Regions from separate parts of the Mus musculus genome. Here region 2 is linked to region 1. The links are chromatin loops, found by intact Hi-C in ENCODE. Cell type or tissue: left cerebral cortex. All regions are shown on one strand. Each heading gives the region's core, and the rest is flanking DNA. Links, peaks and the distances in the headings are about the cores only.

Region 1 (5,319 bases), core at 275-5,274:
GCCAATTCCAGGATCAGTGCAGGAAATAGGTGGAGCATCTATTGGAGAAGCAGAGTAAGTGCATGTGGTGGTTTGAATATGCTGGCCCAGGGAGTGGCACTATTAGGAGGTGTAGCCTTGTCAGAGTAGGTATGTCATTGTGGGCATGGGCTTTAGCATCCTACCTGCCCAGAAATCAGTATTCTCCTATTTTCCCTGAGAACAAGATATAGGACTCTCAGATTCTCCTACACCATGCCTGCCTGGACACTGCCATGCTCCCATCTTGATGATAATGGGTTGAACCTCTGAATCTGTAAGCCAGCCCCAATTAAATATAATGTTGTCCTTTATAAGAGATGTCTTGGTCATGGTGTCTGTTCACAGCAGTAAAACTCTAACTAAAATGGTGCATGAGGGTATCAGAGAGACCCACAGCAACGGGGCCACATCCAAAGGACAATGGAGAAAACACAAAGGACAGTCAATTCCAAGGCTGGGGCAGTTGGAATCATAGAACATAAAGTGTAAAATAGATACTTAGCATCATGCTAGATGTGCATAAATGACTGAGGATGGAAATACATAAATAAAAAGATAATTTTTCATACAGAAGCCTGATTAATTTTTGGAGAAACAAAGATCTTCAGGTAGAATTTTAATTATTTTTAAAAAAAATCAAAAAAAATGCTTAACTGAAAAAATACTTATCTTTAATTTCTCCTGAAGACAGACTTTGAGAGGCAGTTCCCTTACTAAGTCAAAACTTGCAAACAAGCAGTGGTTAGTGGGACATCTGGGTAATTTACTATCAGACTCCTGGAAGATTCCACCCAGATTCAAGACCTATGAAGTTTGAATAAGTACATTTTTCCCTTGTGACATGTCCCCAGACCTTTGCCTGTGGTTTGCCTACAATTCCCACTCTGGCTCATGTGTGAGGCAGCTGCCCTTTTGCTGCTGGCACTATTGAGGGAGATGGTGAAGCTTAAGGAGGTGGACCCCATGATGGATGTTTTTGGTTGTCAACTTGACTACACCTGGAATTAACTAAAACCGAAATGGCTGGGTGAACCTGTGAGAGATTTTTTTTCTTCATTAAGTCATTTGAAGTGGGGAGATCCACTTCTTATCTACATCTTTGAGTTGTGAAGATCCATCTTTGATCTGAACTATACCTTCTGCTAGAAGCCTATATAAAGGAGATTAAAAGAAAGAAGCCTGCTTTCTTTCTCTTTGCCTGTTTGCCCTCACTCTGGCCAGCAACTCCATTCCTTCACTAGCATTAAAGCTTACTTCTTTGGGATTCTGATGGATACTAAAAACCAGGAAAGCCATCCAGCCTTGAATACTTGGTCCTTCCATTGTTTGGCAGCCATTGTTCGACTAGCTGGACCAAAACCTGTAAGCCATTCTAATAAATCCTTTATCTCTATCTAATCTAAATCATCTAGGTAGCCATGTATCTACGAATTATTAATGTATCTATCTATCTATCTATCTATATATCTATCTATATATCTACTCTATAAATTGTTTCTCTAGAAAATCCTTGCTAATATAAGTTCTTACCTGGAGGAAGTAGGTGACTGGTAGAGATAATTGCAGAGCTCACACATGGCCCATCTTTCCTCTTTCTGCCTTCTGTCCTCCATGAGGTAGAGGGCTGCTTCTTTTTTGCACACATGCCACCATTGCATTTTGCTCAAGTGCATGAGTCCAAGCTGCCATAGCTGCTTGTGAGACACTGCGGAAATCACTTTTTGATAAAGTGTTCTCATTTGGTGTTTTGATCACAACGATACAGAAGAAACTAATACAGTTCTCAATACTCATGAATTCATCTTGCATCTTTTGCCTTTGTTTTTTGTGTTTCTGCAACTATTATACTAAACTGTTCTGTATCTTATTTTTAAAACATACTCCGGGGGTCTGTGGTAAACATAGAAGGGCATGTTAAAGAGGCATTGATAGATGCAGGGCTGCTTTCCTGATGCTCACATTTCAAAGGATGACTCCGTGTTTCTTGAAAATGACAGTCCTGAATTGCAAAACCAAGCTGGGGCTTTGAGAAGATTTACATCAATCAGAGGGGACAGAGGAAGTAGCCTATGTATGCACTCTGAGAACAGTGCCTGGGTACTGAAGTTCAGTTGTATTTAGGAAATATTGGGCTGTTTAAGTTGGGATCTGTGCTTTGTAGCCATGGGTGCATCTGACATTTCTAGATGGCCAAGAGAGCAGAAGTGAGTCAGGGGTTAGGCCAGGGCATGCACAGGCTTGAAAACCCTGATCCAAGGACTAATCTGTATTCTTTAAGGAGTCCTTGAGAGATTTTACACTTGGGAAATAGATGATCAGGCTTATAAATTAGCAGAATAGGGGAAAAGAAGGACTGATGCGGCTCAGACAGGGCTATAGAATAGTAATCGGATGCAGAGAGTCTTCTTGTTCACCACTTAGAGCATGTGGGTGTTTATTATTCCCACTTTCTCATGTTAAACCAAAGACTCCACGTGTTTAAATTCCCTCCCAAATGTTGTAGCTTCAGTACGTGTGGGCACTTTTAAGCTCAATCTGTCTCCCGAGAAGTCCAAAACTCACTTGGCAGCGAGGCTGCAGAACCTGTGTGGTCGCCAGACAGTGTGTGGGGTTTGCAGTGTAGGAGACAGGGTGACAAGTGAGTGGTACCCTGGACATATGCCACCGGCATGACTGTGGAAGACGGCAAAGCCAGCCAGTATTAGTGTCATCTGGCTGAGGATGGACGTCAGCTCCTAAAAGCATCCTCCTGGCCCACACCAGCTGTGTTCGCTTTCCTAGATTGAGGGAGACAATTCATATAAAAAAACTTCACTCACTGTGGGATCCTCAGAGTCAAAGGCTAGTACATTAAGAGAATAGACATCGTTTATAACTCAGTTTCCACTTAAAATATACCGGGGTAGATTATAATGCAGTGGAGTCCCATCATGAATTATTTATAAGTAGAGGAGTTTCTTCCTGTTTTATAACTGCGGATTTCCATAATTTGGAGCTGTCTGTGGATGACTCTAAAGCAGTCTGTAAGATATTTTTTTTTAAAAAAGAGAGAAAAAAAAGGAAATGGTTTGAGAAAATATCGGCTTTCATGCGCATTCCTTAGAATATTTTGTATTTTAAGTTAAGGAAGACTCACTTGAAGGCAGTATTGGATTTGATGGGTAGAAGTGTGGCATGGAGGAGCCTCAGGTCCTGGCTCTAGTGCACCCAGGCTGTGTCATTCCCAGGGCTTCACCCTACCTGGTGTTTGTTTCAGGCTGTCCCTGGCATTACTCTCCATGCTCCGTGACTGTCCCAACCCATCTTCACATAGCTGGAGACTTTCCTTAGCCTCCCCAGGCTCCAATGCCCCCATTTCATAGCTCCAGAAAGGAGATGACTACCAGGGCTGAGATCTATGTTTTTGTACGTGTGTGTGTGTGCGCGCGTGTGTGTGTGTGTGCGTGTGCGTGTGCATGTGTGTGTGTGTGTGTGTGTGTGTGTGTGTGTGTGTGTAACTCCGCGCGCTGGGCTTGGCAGCACATCTCTTTACCTGCCGAGCATCTCGCAGGCCCCAGGACCTCTGCTGATCCGCTGGATACTGAGGATCCAGGGGATGCTCTGTTTTATGTGATTTGTTCAATATTCCCATTGCCCTTCATTAGACTCCTTTCTTTATGTTGTGTTAGGTCCCTTATAACCTTTTTTTTTTCACATGGGAATCATTTTTGTTTTATTTGTTTACTGACTGTTTTTCCTTTTTATTTTAACAATCATTTCTTAGGTGGTACAATGTTACTTTTTTTTTTTTCTATGAACGTTCTCCTTACAATTTCAAATTAAAAAAAAAAAAAAAAACCGCCCCAGAAGCTAGAGAGATTGCTCAGTGGTTAGGAGCACTTGTTGCTCTTTCAGGGAAGTTTGGATCAATTCCTAGCATCCACATGATGGCTCACGATCTCCAGTTTCAGAGAATTCCACACTCTAGAAGAATACCCTTCATGAGCAGCAGGCGTTTATGAGATGCACAGACCTGCATACAGGCACAATATCCATTCCAGTAGAATTAAATAAACACACACACACACACAAACATGCACATGTATGTGTGTGCACACGCATGCATATGCACACCCATGCATACACTCATGTGTGCACATGCACACACCTAGACTACACAGCAGCACTGAATGTATGCTCACTCATCAGTGTTTTTTGATTGCACAAGATTCTCTTCATTGGTCTGTTTGAAAGTTACGCCTTCATACCTTTCCAGCACATTGAGGGAAGTTCCATTTGAGTCAGAATAATCCAACCATAGGCTATGCAGAATGAGGATGACATTCTGCCATGTGGCATTTACATCCTTCCATGGGGGACGCATTTTTAAGGTGCTTACTTTTTGAAATGCTGAAGTGAAAGTAAAAGAGGGACGCCGTTCTGGAAATATGTGTCCTTTCTGTCACCTCCAAGTTGTTGATTCCTCAGAAAGATTTCAATTCCATTATGTATCACCAAGTATTATATAAACTGTCACTTTCACTTAAGTTCTAATTTATTTATTTGTTAGTTAAGTTTATTTATGTGTATGCTTTCTTTTTTCTGTGTCCTCAGTGAGTTCTGTCTCAACTAGATAAATTTAGATTCTCTTGCAGTGATACCTTTTAACCACGTGGAGTCCTGACTGTGGGTCATTTACAGAAATCAGATAAAGGAGCCAGATACAGAGCACCTAGCTCAAGGCCACAAGTCTGAGAGATAATCATGATAGATTGTGATAATATTGCAAAGCAATACACTCTCATAAGCAAGTGACCACACACTCCAGATGTTAAAGAATATCTGCTATTTCAAGGTAGACACTAGGCACTAACTGTGCCACAAGCTTCTACAAGGCTATTGTCCCAAATATAAAGGTTCCTTTAAAGCATAGAGTATCTGGGTGAATGATACCCGAGGACAGGCCATGCATGACCCTTTACCATAAACATCATGCAGTTTAGTCCTTGGATGAAAAAAAAACTGCCTTTAGATAGGAAATCAAAGTGACTACAGTTTAAAATTCATCTCTTAAGACCCTGTTTTTCCTTTGACATGACTGATCTGTAGAGACTTCTCACTTATGGTATGCACTTCAGTGTGGGTGCTTACACCGATCAGCCTCAAGAAATGTGTACTCCAGAAGTACAATGTGGGGAAAATGTGGAGTGAGAGGTCAGTGTGGGAAACACTCCTTGGTTTCCTTAGTAATAGTTATCTATCACTGTAACCTGGAGGGAACTTTATAGATTTTCTGTAAATGGATTCTGAGGTCTATAA
Region 2 (5,319 bases), core at 168-5,167, 64 kb after region 1:
TTTGGTTGAGAGACATCTAGGAAATTTGCAGGCAAATGGATAGAACTAGAAAAGATCATCCTGAGTGCGGTAACCCAGACTCAGTGGGTGTTAGTGTTGTGGATAGCCCTGGTGCTGTTTGTATTTTGATGCTAATTCAGCCTTCCCCAAGAGATGCTGCCTGGGATGAGGAGTGAATTAGTACTCAGGACTTCATGTGATCCTTCTAATGAATAAAGAAACCAATCACTGGGTGAGTAGGCGGGACTTCCAGGTCTGAGAGAGGAAGAGAAGAGGGAGGAAAGAGATACGGGCTTTTGTATGGGGACAGTGGGAGGACAAGATGTAGCTACAAGTGGCCCCTGACTTAGATGGCAAATCTGCCATGATTCACCACCGGAGGATTTAGATTTAATATGACTTAAAAGACTAGGATTCTAGTTGTTGCACCCAGCTATTGAGTTACCACTGATTCTGAACTAAGTTTGTTGTGGTGTTTTCCTTCATGTGGTGGCTCAACTGGGTTCCAGAGAGAAAGGTACAGTGGCAAAGCATGGATTTGCAAGCAGCGTACCCCAAAAAGCCATGGGAATTTTGAAGTGTGGGGTTGGTGTGGTAGTGATCTGCCAGTGGGAACTTAGTAAGCTGGGTGGAAAGATTTCAGAGCTCTGAGTCGGAGAATCTCCACAAGATGAGAACAGGCTGGCCATGCCCACTAGGGCCTGCTGACTTAGCATGTATTGCATTTTAAAATATTTCCTGCAACATATTAGCTGTAAAGTACAGGATAACCATGCTACACAGACCCAAAGAAGCTAAGTAACAAGGCAGGGGACTCTAATCTCACTGAAAAAGGGAAATAGACTAAACACCCAGGGGTGAACAACAGAAGGAGGGGGCTGGGCGGGGACAGGGTAGAGATGGGAACCGAAAGGATCAAGTAGAGGGAGGATGATGGGAGAGACAACCAAAATGGGGGGCACATCTCTGGAACTAGATAGAAACTTAGGACAATGGAAAGTCCTAAGCTTCTATGAGGGTTTTCCTAGCTAAGACTCCTAGCAATGGGGGATGTGGAACCTGAACCAGATATCTCCTATAACCAGACAAGACTTACAATGGAGGGTTTGGGGAACCAACCCCACAGCCAAACTTTGACCCACAATTTGTTCTGCCTACAAGATGTACAGGGGTAAAGATGGAACAGAAATTGAGGGAATGGCCAACTAATGACTGGCCTAGCTTGAGACCCATGCCATGAGAGAATGTCCACCCCTGACACTATTGATGATACTCTGCTACACTTGCAGAGAGGAGCCTAGTCCAGCTATCATCAAAGAGGCTTCACTCAGCAACTGATGGAAACAGATGCAGAGACCCACAGCCAAACATAACGTAGAGCTCAGGGAATCCTATGGAAAAGGGGGAAGAAGTATTGAAGGAGCCAGAGAAGTCAAGAATAGCACAAGAAAACCTATAGAATCAACTCACCTCGATCATAGAGGCTCACAGAGAAGGCACGCATGGGACAGACATAGGCCCTGTGCACAGGTGTAACAGTTGTGCAGCTTGGTCTTCATGTGGCCTAACAGCAGGAGCTGGCTGTCTCTGATTTTGTTGATTTCTTTGGATCCCATTCCCCTGACTGGGCTGCCTTGTCTTGTCCCCAATAGGAGAAGATGCACTTAGTCTTACTGCTACTCGATATGCCAAAGTGGATTGATATCAGGTGGGAGGGCTCCCCTCTTCAAGAAGAAAGGGAAGGGAGTGAATGGGGGAGGAGAGGTAAGAAAGAAGGACTTGGAAGAGAGGAGGGAGGGGGAGACTGTCTGTGATCCATCAGGATGTAAGGAGAGAGAGAGAGAGAGAGAGAGAGAGAGAGAGAGAGAGAGAGAGAGAGAGAGAGAGAGAGAGAGAGAGAGAGAGAAGACATCTTAACACCAAGATAGATGAGGACAGGGAAGAAAGTAACAACACGGAAAACATGTCATGTTGCCCCCAGAGACTGGCAACATCAGAATTTAAAAAGATGCAGAATCCCCCCCCCTGCCCCCAATATTCAGATGTATAGGCCTCATGCCAGTGGTCAGGGTCCCCCGCCCCCAATATTCAGATGTATAGGCCTCATTCCAGTGGTCAGGTTAGGGCCAGGTGCTTCAGGTACTTGGCACCTCGTTCAAGATTGAAATAAATTCACACAGACTTCAAAGTGTTATGGGAGTTTTATTCATAGCAAAATTGGTAGTACAGATTAGAAAGGCATATACTCTCCAGACGGATAATGGGTCACATGAGTGAGGGGGCTCGTGGGCGTAATTACTGATAGGGCTTCCTTTGATGGCATTGATGTTTGTTCTGGGGCTTCATGTGGGTGGTCCTTTACTTTGCTTGGCAGATCAAGGTATCTTCTTTTCTACGAAGATGGTGGTAAATAAGGGATTCTCTGAGAACTCTGAGAAAGAGTTGGTCCTATTGCGCATGCGCACATTTGCTCAAAGGGCCTTCCTACTCTTGTACCTGGACATAGGTGGAGCAAGACTGAAGAGAGTCTCAGTTTTGTGGTTATTAAAGACAGGAGAAGACCAAGCAATTGTTCAGAGACGAGTGTGCCTGCAGCTGTGTGCACATGAGGATTGTAGCTTGCTAACAGGTTGTGAGCTGCTTACAGACTACTAGCAGTCATGCAGGTAATGGCTTCAGGCTGCCAACTGTGGGGCAGTACTGCAAACCTACACTGAGGGGAGTCCCAGTTGGCTGCACTATTCCCTGCGCTTGCCTGGCTCCCTTGGGCTCGCAGACAGAGTCCATTGTTTTGAGCGCCTTCATTAAAGCCGCCCTGGGAACCAATGTATTTGGAGATTCCCTGCTCCCATTGGCAGCGCAGTCTGGAAATACTCTGTGTCATGGATTCATCTACGTTGTCTCATCTTCAGACGTCTACATTTAGAACTTGAGAAAGAGAGCGAGATAACAGTGTATTCTTTTACCCCCCCCCCCAACATATTCTTGGCTGTGTGGTGTGTACGGTTCCTCTGTGGCGGGGTGATTCCTTCCCATCCCTGGTCTTACAGCATTCCTGTCCTTACCATCTGTTTCTTTCCTCCTCACTCTTTCCTCCCACGCTGTCTCTTGGCGGCTTCCTGCTATCCTCCCTTCTTCTATGGCAGCTCCATTACCCCTGAGATGCTAGGATGCACACCCATTCAGCAAGAGCTAAGAAGTGAGTGTGATAGGTCCGGCAGTGAAGGTGAATCCCCCACTCTTGCATATCCAGCTTGTCCTTAAACCTGTCCGTCGACTTTCTAATTTTAGTGCGTATATTTTCAACATGTAACAAGAGTTTTATTTTTACCATGTTTTCAAATCTTTTAAAATTTTTGTAGTCTCTTTTTCCATTTATTCTCAAACTTGTTCATCTGTCCATGAGACGGATCTATCTTTAGGAACTTCAACATCGTATTATAGTTCTTTGATTTTTGTCTATATGAATTTGCATGGTTTTGCTATGGAAAAGCAGTTAGTTATATTTAGTTATATTTCATTGTGGGTCAGATAATTTTTTTAATGCAGAGAGTAAAGGGGCAAGGGTGTTCTGAATATGCAGCTTGCAGAGTTTTGTAGAAGAGAAGCCAGAAACACCTTCCAAAGCATGCAATTGGGAACAGGACTGAACCCAAGGCATGCAAGGTATACACCAGTGGTTCTACCTTCTTAGCTTTCATGCCACCCTTTGCAAATGACCTTGACAGACCATGTGCTTTGAGCTTCTGGGGAAGATTTTGAATGCCATTTTCTTTTCTTTATTTTATTTTATTATTTATTTATTAGCATCCCAAAAGCTGCCCCCCTCCTGGTACCCTCTCATAGAGTCCCTCCCTTTATCTCCCCCCCCCTTCACCTCTCCTGGGTGTCTCCCCACCCTGGTGCCTCTCATCTTTTCTTGATGGGTTTTCTTACCTAGCACCCTCCAAAGTTTCATTTGGTGCTATGAAGGCTAGGCAACAAGGCGGAAGCTTCCAGGTCAATATTAGCTTGATTTCTCCATATCCTGTGATGTGGGGGTATGTGGTGTCTTCATCAGTGGGGTCTTATAATGTGTTTTATTTGGAAAAAAATAGCTTTGGAGAAGAGCATTATCTATCCAGGTAGTGCAACTTTTAACACACACACACACACACACACACACACACACACACACACACACACTGAGAGAGAGAGAGAGAGAGAGAGAGAGAGAGAGAGAGAGAGAGAGAGAGAGAGAGAGATGCATTTCTTCTCTCCACCTGTCCCCTGACCTGCCTTTCTAATCTCTCTCCACTTAAACCTCCTTCTGCGTTACTCTCCTGTCCCCACGTAATAACACCTGTGCTGTTACCCTGTCTCTTCACTCAACTCTTCCTTTCTCTCACAATAGCCTTCTTTTTGTTCCCCTGGTTCCTACATATTTAAAGATTTGAAGGAAGGCGACCCAAATATGAGAGAGAATACAAAACATTTTTATTTTGTTGTCTGGCTTACTCCTCTCACTATATTTTTCTAGTTCCATTCAATAACTTGCAATTTTTACAAATCTGCTTTTCTTCACAGCTAAATAGTCTTCCACTGCCTTAGTATCCCAAATTTAACTATCTATTTATCAGCTGATCCTCATCTAGGCTAATTCCATTTTCTAGCTACTGTGACTCCATCGAGCAGCAAGCAGCAATGGGCATGGTCCATCAAGCATCTCTGTAGTAGGATGTAGAGTCACTTGGGTAGATGCTCAGGAGTGGTGAAGTTGGGCCATTTGGTAGATCTGTATCTGTGTCATCAAAGAAATGTCTCTTTGCATCAGTCAGAGACCATTACTGAAAAACACAATTGATTGACATACAGAGACCACGAGATAGTCTGGTGTCCAGTCCCAGCAGATACAGCTACAGCTCAATGCTGCACTAAAACTCAGAGATCATTGCAGAAGAGGGTGGGAAGATTCTAAAGAGCCTGAGGAACAGGAAGTTTGCTGTGAGACTATGATTCCTAGAAATGTCAAAATGGCTACACCCATGAAGTCTCATCAATATGGCTGCCTGAATAAGACCTATACAAAGAGATCAATGCTAACATGCAAACAGGGAAGCTTGTGGGGCCTCAACCCTAGATAAAGAATTACAGGCAACTGGGGAATTTGGGAGTGGGAGACATGATCTTCAAAGATAAGTTATCCAACTGTTACCCATTACTAAATGGTTACCTGTAGTCTACTTTAATTGGATTGTTTCTATTAGTATTTATGTGGTGTGTGTGTGTGTGTGTGTGTGTGTGTGTGTGTGTGTGTGTGTATGTGTGAGTATGCATGAG

What was found. Hi-C counts contacts between places; a loop is a spot of excess contacts. Peaks named below come from ENCODE experiments on the same cell type or tissue, not always from the same donor. Only the 100,000 strongest peaks of a DNase experiment are listed, where the experiment ranks them.
Region 2: a loop joins it to region 1, with 7 times the contacts of the local background. A loop is called at or near these places in 2 of 42 quality-filtered maps.

The regions. Positions count from the first base shown.
Region 1 is chr8:9,927,602-9,932,920 of GRCm38, reverse strand. No RefSeq gene overlaps it. Among named protein-coding and RNA genes, the nearest start is that of Lig4, 46 kb to the left of the region's middle. In left cerebral cortex, for the core only: a CTCF peak has its summit at 4,663; DNase peaks (open chromatin) are centred at 2,625 and 4,035.
Region 2 is chr8:9,863,145-9,868,463 of GRCm38, reverse strand. No RefSeq gene overlaps it. Among named protein-coding and RNA genes, the nearest start is that of Fam155a, 95 kb to the right of the region's middle. In left cerebral cortex, for the core only: no CTCF peak of the experiment used is centred there; a DNase peak (open chromatin) is centred at 2,996.